Regions from separate parts of the Homo sapiens genome. Here region 2 is linked to region 1. A link is a contact called in ENCODE Hi-C or POLR2A ChIA-PET data. All regions are on one chromosome and are shown on one strand. The core of a region is the stretch at or near the end of the contact, and the rest is flanking DNA. Distances in the headings are between cores, read along the strand shown. Region 1 holds the start of GTF3A (general transcription factor IIIA). Region 2 holds the start of SLC7A1 (solute carrier family 7 member 1).

Region 1 (5,284 bases), core at 1-2,500:
GAACTGGCGCAAGAGAAACCATTTTAGAATTCCGGAGTTGTGGGAGGGATGAGTGTAGAATTCTCCCATCCATGGACAGGGGCTAGAGTGGCAAATGAAGAAAGCAACAGGTGGACCCAAGGCATAGACACTCTCACAGCCCCGTTATCTTGAGACGGAGGATGACACAGGCGTTATCAACTTTCCCACTTTCAAGATGAGCAGACTGAGGCAAAGGAGTGTTTATGAACTGGAATACTCAGTTCATAAGCACTGATGTTAAGCCCTGGCTTGTTTCCAGAACTGCACTGCTGTGCAGGGACCTGTTCATCACATTCCGACAAGGGCTTAATGATTCGGAATAATGCAGGATGTGAAAAATATGGATCTGGCGAACATCCCCCAAGTCATCCTGCCAGTTATCTGTATCCAAGGACATTTTTTAGGCATGTGGTCCTCATAAACTAAGATACTCATATTCATTCAGGCCTCTCAAAAGTGCTTCTCAGGTTTTGATATGCACTGAATCACCTGGAGATTTGTTTCAAGTAGGTCATCAAGGCTCTAGGGCAGTGTTCCCAAACTTTTCCTTTTTTTTTTTTTTTTTTTCCAACCACCTGGTCAGTTTGCCGGGGTGGGGAAGGGTAGGATGGGGAGACATCTGTATTTATTCTTTTAGAGCTCGGGGTCTCACTCTGGGCTCAAGCGATTCGCCCGCGTACCTGGGACTACAGGTGCGCACTACTGTGCCAGGATAGTGGTTCCCAAACTTTTCTGCGCATTGAAATCACCTAGGAAGTTTCCAAAAATACTGATGCCTGTTTCCTACCCCCAGAAATTGTGATTTAAGTGGTCCAAGTATCCTCTAGGCTTCGGGATTTTGTAAAGCTCTCCACGTGAATCTGAGCTTAGGAACCTCTGAACTGGGGCTTGCAGCAGAAGCACGTAAAGCACGCAAAGAAACGAAACCACACAGGTCACACTAGTAATGTGGCAACAGGCTAACTTAAATTATGTAAGGCTAGTGCTTTCCAGAGTGTACTGGAGGACGGGAAACAAGCCCCATTTAAGCAGTGCCTCGGGATTTGAGTTGCCTGTGAAACGCAGCAGCCTTCTGCCGAGGACGCAGAAACCCCCGCCTCTCATCCAGGGCTGACAGGGCACGGGCCGCGAGCCGCGGCGGGGCCTCCTGGCGCATGCGCGATCTCCCGGAGCATGCGCAGCAGCGGCGCCGACGCGGGGCGGTGCCTGGTGACCGCGCGCGCTCCCGGAAGTGTGCCGGCGTCGCGCGAAGGTTCAGCAGGGAGCCGTGGGCCGGGCGCGCCGGTTCCCGGCACGTGTCTCGGCACGTGGCAGCGCGCCTGGCCCTGGGCTTGGAGGCGCCGGCGCCCTGGATCCGCCGGCCGTGGTCGCCGAGTCGGTGTCGTCCTTGACCATCGCCGACGCGTTCATTGCAGCCGGCGAGAGCTCAGCTCCGACCCCGCCGCGCCCCGCGCTTCCCAGGAGGTTCATCTGCTCCTTCCCTGACTGCAGCGCCAATTACAGCAAAGCCTGGAAGCTTGACGCGCACCTGTGCAAGCACACGGGGGAGGTGAGGGGGGCGAGGCTGCCAACCCTGGGCCTAGGGATGGCGCGTGGCCCCGGGGTAGCCACTGCAGTCGTGGCCAGGGCCGCAGGCCCCGCTGTGCAGCGCGTTCAGCTTTGACATCCAGGACTTGGGGAAGGAGCTGAGGAAGTAGACAGGAAGTTGTAGGACCTTCGTTCTGCGACCTTGATATCCATGGCAGGGGCTCGGGATTTACTAAGCAGTCATTGATCGTGAGTCTCGGCCAGCCAAGTGCCTCCCGTAATCTGCAAATAAGTGTGAGGTTTGAGGGGGCCCACCGCTACTAGACACCTGCCAAACACTGGCCCCTGGAGCTGGTACAGAAGATGGGTTACATGTACCAGGGGTCGTGAAAGCAGCATGTGCTCATTTCTTCGTAACTCCACACTGGAGAGAGCAGTGAGCAAAACAGGCAAACCCAAGGTTTCTGCTGCCATGGACCTTTGTTCCTGGGTCGAGCCGACCACAGGATAGGTGGGAATGACATGCAGTGTTGTGGTCAGGAAAGGCCTCTCTGTGTGAGCCGTGTAAGAAGGAAGGATCTAGCCATGCAGACATTTGTGCTAGGTAGAGAGAACACAAAGGGAGCCTGTGACCCTTGGGGTGGGAGGCAGGTGGGTGTGTTTGGGTGCGGAGATCACCATATGAGGTCTGAGAAGTAGGCCCATTAGGAGTTTGGATTTTATTTTGAGGGCAGGAGAATGTCAGATACCATGATATGACGTGGCAGCCCATGTCACACACAAGTGAGGAAAACGAGGGTCATGGAGGTCAAGGAATCTGCCCAGCTTCCCAGTTTTTGGCAGAGCTAGGCTTCACACTGCCTCAGCTTAAAGCCCTTAATTTCTTAAACCACTGGGCTGCAGTCCATACCTTTGCCCCTTGCACCTCCTCTAATTTATGGGCCACCTTCTCCAGGTGTCCTCCGGGGCCTCATTCCTTAACCTCTCCAGCACTGGAAGGCCGACCGCTTCTTCCTTGAGACCTTCTCTGGTTCTTTTCCTCTTCCTCGTCTGCCCTTTTCGTTGGATCCTCTTCTGCCCTCTGCATGTTCCACCCCGCCCAGCTCCCTCTTGCGGTCTTACATAGCCACCGGCATGACTCATAACATCCTTTATGCTTTGCCCCTCTGCCCTTCCTCTTGCCCGTTCTAGCCTCTAAATTCTGGGCTCTGTATTACCAGTAGATCCACGTAAGAGCTTGCCTTTCCTTTTAGACCGGTGTGCTGTATTTTGGATACTGGCGCTACCAGTTTCCTTAATACAGGTTGAAAAACTTGGAGTCATCTTTGTTGTCCCAGATCTCTCATGCAGATTAATTTGACAAATGTTTATTGAGCCTACTCCACGCCTGCCGCTGTGCAAGGTTCTGTGGCTCCGCCCCTGGTGGTATGTAGCTCACTGTGTTCCTGTTTGCTTGTTTTGCTCCTAGTACTCTCATGGAGGCCTCGGTGCCTCCCTCCTGGACGCCTTGGTAGTATGCTTTTCATAGTTTGATGCACCAAACTGGTTATTTGGTTATTTGGGGTGTGTGTTTGGCTTTTACTATAGGTTCAAAATGAGTCACCCCCTCCCAACTCCTGGGTTACAAAAGGTGGTTGCATTTAGGGTGTTGAGCTGTTTTCTTTGCTTCGCCCTGGCACCTGTGAGCTTTTTCAGGTGTGACACACTTTCCTATAGCTGTGCTTGGCATTATCCTAGCACAGACCCTGGGCTTGTCTGGGATGAGACAGGCCTCCCTCGTTCCTCTGCCCTAGGCTTGCTTTTTTACATGTTAAATCATGCGGTGGTGGGGATCCATGCAGACAAGCCATGCTAACAGCCAGGGCGTCTTTAAGAGGGGGTTGCTGTGAAAGCCTGCTGCCGGGTTGGGAGCAGGTTAAAAATGCTATGCCTGCTTATTTTAAATGCTGTTCATGGAACAAAAATCTGTGTAGTGACTTTGTGAGAAGTTGTGATGTTTATGTTGTGTAACTTTGTGCAGGAACACTGCGTCTTGCAGTGGGTGCACAGCTCTGAGTAGAAACCACCTCTTCATAGGAAGCCTGTGGCCTTAACACTAGGCAGTTTAAGCTTTTAAATAATACCAGAGTTACTAACTAGTGCAGAAGTGACATGCTTTTTCTTTTTTCCTGCTAGAGACCATTTGTTTGTGACTATGAAGGGTGTGGCAAGGCCTTCATCAGGGACTACCATCTGAGCCGCCACATTCTGACTCACACAGGAGAAAAGCCGTTTGTGTAAGTAGAGACCTGTTTTTAGGCTTTTGAAGTGGGTTGTGTTGGGCATATAGACCCAGTAAGAAGATTGATGTTAACTCACGAGATCAGGAATGTGAAGCCTGGCAGGGCTCGGTGGCTCATGCCTGTAATCCCAGCACTTTGGGAGGCGGAGATGGGCAGATCACTTGAACCCAGGAGTTTGAGACAAACCTGGGCAACATGGTGAAACCCCGTATGTACAAAAATACAAAAATTAGTCAGGGATGGTGGTTTGTGCCTGTAATCCTAGCTACCCAGGAGGCTGAGCTAACATAAAATGCTCATGGGTGGGGACAAGCTAAAGTATATCAACACAATGGGATACCCTACAGCCAGGAAAATGAATGCAGATGCTCTCTGCAAAGCCATGAGAAAATCACCAGGGCACTTTAATTGAAAAACCAAGGTGCAGAAGAGTCCTCTTTAGGCTACTTTTATGTGTGTAAAAAAGCTAGGGGGTAGGGGGAGGGGTGAGTAGTGGGTGTTGGGTAGGCAGGAAGCAACTATATTTGTATTTGTTCCTATTTGTAAAGAAGTCTTAAAAGTTACATAACAAAACTAAAAATGTCATCTGTTTTGGGAGCAGTGGGGGATCCTGGCCAAGTAGGGGGTGGGGATGGTAGGAAATGCCATGCAACCAGGAACTACTGGACATGACTCTTCCAGCTCATGATCTAACCCAGACCCTGCCCCTCTTTAGCTGTAGTTCCCCGTTTCCCACTGCTCGCTGGACAGTGCTACTTGGCTATCTCTGTGTCTTCTTAAATTCCATGTGGTAGGCTGGGTGTGGTGGCTCATGCCTGTAATCCCAGCACTTTGAGAGGCTGAGGTGGGAGGATTGCTTTGAGGCCAGGAGTTCAGGCTGGGCAAGATGGTCAGGTCCATCTCTATTAAAGAAATAAATAAATAAAAAATTCCACATGGCCCAAATTTGTCACAGTCAAACTGAGCTCACTTTTCTGTTTGATCTTCTCTCATGTTCTTGTCTGGAGAGGTGGCCTCGCTGTCTGTCCAGTGACCCATAGCAAAGATAAGGCAGCTCCCTGGACTCTCCATTCTTTCTCCCATCCCTTGCAACAGGTGGGTTGCCAGATCCTGTAACTGACCCATCAGATCCAGCAGCCACTGTCTTATCTCGGTCCCTTCCTCTGGCTGGAATGACAGTTTGCAGGCCAGCCCTCTCCCCCAGTGCCCTCCCGTGTGCTTCCCTTAAAGCTGTGCAGTGCTTTCAAGCACGGCCTACATGTGAAATCCAGGTTTCAAGTGTGTCCTACAATGACCTGCGTGATTTAGCCCTTTTCTGCTTATCTTGCCCCATTTGCTTGACTTGCAGGCATGAAGCTGTGGTCCAGCTGTGCTAACTAACCAGCCCCCTCTCCAAGTGTGCCGGGGTCTCTCACGCCCACTTGGGTCTTGTCAGGACTCTTCCTGGCCTGTCC
Region 2 (5,284 bases), core at 1,653-4,152, 2.2 Mb after region 1:
GGGATCTGATGCCTCCCCACCCGAGGCCTGGGAAACCTGAGGGTAGGCAGATGTCCTGAAGATCCAGGAATACCCCAGGACCTTTGAACCCCATGTATGGAGGGTCTCCATCCCACAGGACAAGTCCACCACCAGGCGGCCCACTAGAAGGCGGCAGGGGAGCAAAGGGAGGCCATGGGCAGCAAGGAGACAGAGGCTGAAGAGACCCCCCAGATTTGGCGAGAGGAGCCAGTAAAGCTAGGTGAAGGGGAAGGAGGCCAGCAGCCTGGACGGGTGGCTGCAACACACAGGCAGGCACCTGAGAGGGGCCCCAAGAAGATACATCTTCCAGCCCTGACCCTGGGGATAAGAGTTCTAAAAAGGTCAGTTGTGACTTTCAAAAAGTCCCTCTTCCATCCAACACGTTCTTTGCTCAGCCTTCCCATCTCATTAATACAGCAACTCCGATGTGCTTGGAGTCATATTTGACCTTTCTCGTCCTTCCATGAATCCACCGGCCAATCCTATTGGATCTGCCTTTAAAATCTATCCAGGTCTGCAGGGGCCAACTATACAGAAAAACACCACATCCTATCGGAAGGTCTTGCTTGGAGTGAGGACCAAGAGGCAGGTGGAGTGATAGGCATCTCTGAAGATGCCTCTGGAAGAGATAACTCCGAGACTCAAGTATCTCCAAGGTTAGAGGGAAACAATATTTTTCTCCATAACAAGGATGCACTTATTCACATTTCAAATTTGTCCCTAGGATTAATAGCAATCCCTCCAAATACATGGTTGATAATGAGAAAGGATTAATTTAATTGGACATAATTCTGAGCCCTCCAACATAATTATCTATTTGTATGGACTTTGGTTAAAATAAACTACAGACCAGAATAATCAATCAACACGTATTTAATTCCATCAAAGAATGAGTTCTTCTACCAAATAGAAAATTGTAACTCCCTGAAGTCAACAGTCTTGTCTTTCAAGCCTTTCTTTTTTTTTTTCACCTAAAGCAAGTAATCATATGTACAGGAGCACGTGGCTCTAGGATCCAGACCCAGACAAGGGAGTACATTTCTGATCTACTTACTAAGCCCTTTCCTCTTTACTCAAAACTCCTTTGACATCCTTTGAATTTTACCTTTATAATAATTAAACATGATCGTAATATGCTAAACCTATTTTTAAAACCATTTTAATCTATTGTTGACCTTTCCCCTAAGTTTCTATTCTGTTCGTGTGACTTAAATAAGACCTTTTGTTTTAATAACAGGAGGGTGTGTTCATATAAAAATCATGGTAATTTCCACTGAGATCAACTAAAAATACCAGAGGAATAAATGTATCATGGTTTCCTATTATCTGAACCAAACATAAAGGGCAAGAAATGTTAGGAAAAATCCCAGATAAATTATAATTCGAATTAAATACAATTAGGGCATTCGGCCAGAGGCCGACATACACAATTCTACTAGTCGAATGTAAGTAAGATAAAAGGCACATTCTTTAGGGAGATACACCTGGGATTGAAATCTCAACCATCTGGTAACTATGTCTGGACTAAAACCCAACACATGAGGGCATGGCGGTGATGACGTGAGTATTGGGAAATGTAGGTTATTTATTTATTTTTTTCCTGAAGGCACATGTCTGACTATCCTAGTCACACAAGTCAAACACAACTGCTGTCTGGTTCCCCCATCCCCTGGAAAGGGTCAGGAGCTGAACCAGCAGGCTGTTGTAGTACTACAGTGCAGCTGCCGCTCTGTGTACGCGCAGGTTTTAGAATGACTCTGACCTGCCCATGCCTGGGAAGTTTTCTACTACGCAGAAAGGAACACCCTGAGAATACGGTGTCTTGCTAAAGGCGGAAGAACTTCCTCTCATTCCAAACCATGTGGAGGGCTTGAGGAACCCGGCCTTTCCAGGCCACACTGGGTCACAAGGAAGCCCACCTAGGGGAGACTTCCTCAAAGCAATCTTGGGGACCCAGACGAGAGGTGCAGGCGGCGCGTCCCGGGTTCTAGGGACAAGCGGAGAGCCAGGCGCCCTAGGTCAGGGCGGCCACCGGGCGGGGATGGCAGCAGAGTCCCTGGGCCGGCCACCTGCCGCGGGACCACCCTCCGGGCGGCCGGGCAGAGTCCCCACCCACGGCTGATGACACATCCCCGGACCTCGTGGCGGGGCGGGGTGCTCTGCACCGCGCCATGTAAGGGAAGGTCTCCTCGCCGCCGGCGGGCTCCGTGTGCCTCCCAGTCTGGCCCCCGTGCCCGCCGCCCGCCTACGCACCCCGACCACCCCGTGCGTAGCGGCGCGCGGGTCCCCGGACAGGCGCGCGGAGCGGGCATCGCCAGATCGCCCACGCTTACTCACTCGGTGTTGCATCATGCACCACGCCGCGGTTTCAGGGAGCCAAAATGGACTCCGTGGAGGCGACAGTCGCATGGGCACCAGCCCCGCTCGCCCACTCCGGGGCCCGCCCGGCCCTGGTCCTGGCCCTTCCCAGAGGATGGCAGCGTTCCCGGCGCGGGGGCCCTCGCCACTCCCGCGCCGCCCTGCCGCGGCCCCACGCGGCGCCAGGGCCCCCTCCGTGATGACCCGGGCCCAAGGAGCTGCCCCCTGCGTTGGCGGGGCCGGGCACTCACCAAGCCGGCGGCGGCGGGGCTCCGGCAGGATCGCGAACAGACAGACTGTCGGACGCGCTCAAGGACCAACGGACGCTCGGCCGGCGAGACCGGGCGGGGCGGGGCGGGGCGGGGGCGCGGCGCGCGGGGAGAGGAGTGGAGGCTGCGGTTAGCGGGAGCCCGCGGCCGCGTGCGCGCCTGCCAGGTAGTTGACCCGCTGCTCACACCTGCCTGCGCGGACTGAATGGGCGCCGAGGGCTGGCGGGTTCCGGCGCCAGGTTTCATCAGCAGTGCGCCCGGCCCCCGCCCCTCGCGCTCCGCGCCCCGCGCCCCACGCCCGCCCCCGGACCAGGCAGCCCCGGCCCGCTCGGCCGCGTCACCGCCGGGCACCAATGGGAGCGCGGCGCGGCGGCGGCTGCCAGCCCAGAGGCTGCGGCCGGGGACCGACGCGCCCTTGGTGGGCGGGGCGGCTGAGTCTTCGCGCGCCCAGCGCCCCAACCTGGGGTTCCCGCGGCGGGCGGGCGGGCTGCGCCTCCGCTCGCCTTCTCAGTAGCTCCGTAGGCGTGTGGCCGTTTCTCCGCCAATCTGAGCGCACCGCGCCACAGCATCCTGTGGTCCCCTGCAGATCCCACAGCGCCCTGGCCAGAACTAGTGCTGCAGGTCCGGCCGTGCCAACCCCCTCCCGGCGGGCCCCAGGGAGCTCACACGGAACTCGAGACCAGTTTTCCTTCTCCAAAATAAAAGATTTGGTATGCACTTAAAAGGTTTAAACTGTTTTCTTTTCATTTTAGAGACAGGGTGTTACTCTATTGCCCAGGCTGGAGCGCAGTTCACCTTAACCTCGAAATCCTGGCCTCAAGCGATCCTCCCGCCTGGGCCTCCCAAAGCGCCCTAGGATTACAGTCCTGAAACACTGCACCGGCCTAAAAATTATTATAAATCTTCATGTCTTTGTTATTGGATTATTTTATTACTATTCCTTTGCCCTTGCTAATACCTTATCCTTGCCAGTTGTCAGAAGAGCCCCAAAGCTTGAATCTACCTGTGCCCCCTTGGCAGTGGCAAATGCACAAACGGCTAGTCAGAACGGCTCACTTTTGCAGTTACCCCCCAGGAAGTGGCAGAAGCTTCAGTCCTGAATCACACCGTGCTCACCTTTTAAGCTCCCTCCTTGTCTCCTTTTGTACCAAAAGCCAAGCGAGAATCATAATCTTTAAAGATCCAGTGATCTGGGACTTGGGATAGGTAAACAGGGCATAAATTAATAATGCCATCCTTCTTCTATCTTATAGGAAAACAGAAAAACAGTGGACGGTGTCCGTGGTCTTTGAATCCTTTCTACAGGTCCTTCTCAAATATCAGCTGCTGAACTATTCCCTTGGAATTAGACTAGCAATTTATAAAGTACATAACTGCATGGTGCTAGCTTCAGAAAAAGTGTTCTGTTGTTGTTGCTGTTGTCATTTGTTTGTTTTTTAGAGACAGGGGTCTCACTCTGTCACCCAGGCTGGAATGCAGCGGTACAATCATAGCTCACTGGAACTTCAAATTCCCAGGCTCAAGCCATCCTCCTGCCTCAGCCTCCCAAGCAGATGGAACTACAGGCTTGTGTCATCACGCCTAGTTAATATTTTTTCTACATATAGACACGGGTTTTTGATATGTTGCATAGGCTGGCCTCAAATACCAGCTGTCTAGCGATCATTTTGCCTCAACCTCCCCTAGCATCGGGACTACAGGGATGAGCCAGAAAAAGTCCCCAGAAAAAGTTTTAATGAACACATGCAGATGGCTTAGCAGTTGTAAAATGTGTTTTTGTCTTTGTTTTAGAGAGTGGGTCTCACTCTGTCACCAAGTTGGAGTGCAGTGGCAACATCATAGCTCACTGCAGCCTTGAACTCCTAGGCTCAAGCGATCGCCTCACTTTAGCTTCCCCAGTAGCTGGAAATATAGGCGAGCACCATCCTGCCCAGCTTTGTAATGTGCTTTGAACAGTGCTTGACATCATAGTAAGCCACCATATATGCTTTGTTTTAAAGCAACAAATCTGGCCTGTCACGGTGGCTCACGCCTGTAATCCAGCACTTTGGGAGGGCAAGGCAGGCAGATCATGAGGTCAGCAGATTGACACCATCCTGGCCAACATGGTGAAACCCCGTCTCTACTGAAAATACAAAAATGATCTGGGCGTGGTAGCGCACGCCTGTAGTCCCAACTACTCGGGAGGCTGAGGCAGGAGAATCACTTGAACCCAGGAGGCGGCGGTTGCAGTGAGCCAAGATCGCACCACTGCGCCCCAGCCTGGTGACAGAGCGAGACTCCGTCTCAAAAAAATAATAATAAAAATCAATAAAAAATAAATAAAACAATGTATCTTAGTTCAATTGCACAGTGGTGAAATGATGCCTTCCATTCACAGAAGATCTCCCAGATCCCACGCAGCCTACTCTGTCTGCTGAGGCCACAGTAAGCATGTCCCCTTCTCACAGAGAGAAGCCTGGTAGGATTAAAGACCACCTGCTTTGCCCTTGGCACCAGATCAGGATTTGAATCTGAACTCTACCAGTTCATTTGCTGTGAGAGCTTCTGCAAACTATTTCACTCCTGTTTGGAGCTTGTAAATCTTATATTCTTAAGAAAAAAATCTATCCCTTGGTGTTTGAAATATGACTGTG

The links. A loop is a pair of places that touch in the nucleus more often than their neighbours do. ChIA-PET counts read pairs that join two places held with the same protein, here RNA polymerase II (POLR2A). Pooled maps may share reads with other maps.
Region 2: a map of CD8-positive, alpha-beta T cell shows a loop between it and region 1 (5-fold over the local background). The contact joins the promoter of SLC7A1 here to the promoter of GTF3A in region 1. A Hi-C loop is called at or near these places in 1 of 168 maps with a recorded cell type or tissue (CD8-positive, alpha-beta T cell) and 8 of 50 pooled maps. POLR2A ChIA-PET finds 5 or more read pairs at or near these places in 1 of 52 experiments (PC-9).

Annotation. Positions count from the first base shown.
Region 1 is chr13:27,423,369-27,428,652 of GRCh38, forward strand. GTF3A (general transcription factor IIIA) reads left to right here and starts at 1,251. Exons shown (of 9, transcript NM_002097.3): 1 at 1,251-1,570; 2 at 3,724-3,824. The coding sequence starts at 1,370. RefSeq lists silencers at 1,076-1,345, 1,356-1,415, 1,516-1,595, 4,669-5,049 and enhancers at 1,686-1,755, 2,706-2,925.
Region 2 is chr13:29,592,786-29,598,069 of GRCh38, forward strand. SLC7A1 (solute carrier family 7 member 1) reads right to left here and starts at 2,903. Exons shown (of 13, transcript NM_003045.5): 1 at 2,631-2,903. RefSeq lists enhancers at 1-200, 201-700, 1,790-1,919 and silencers at 1,567-1,861, 2,030-3,269.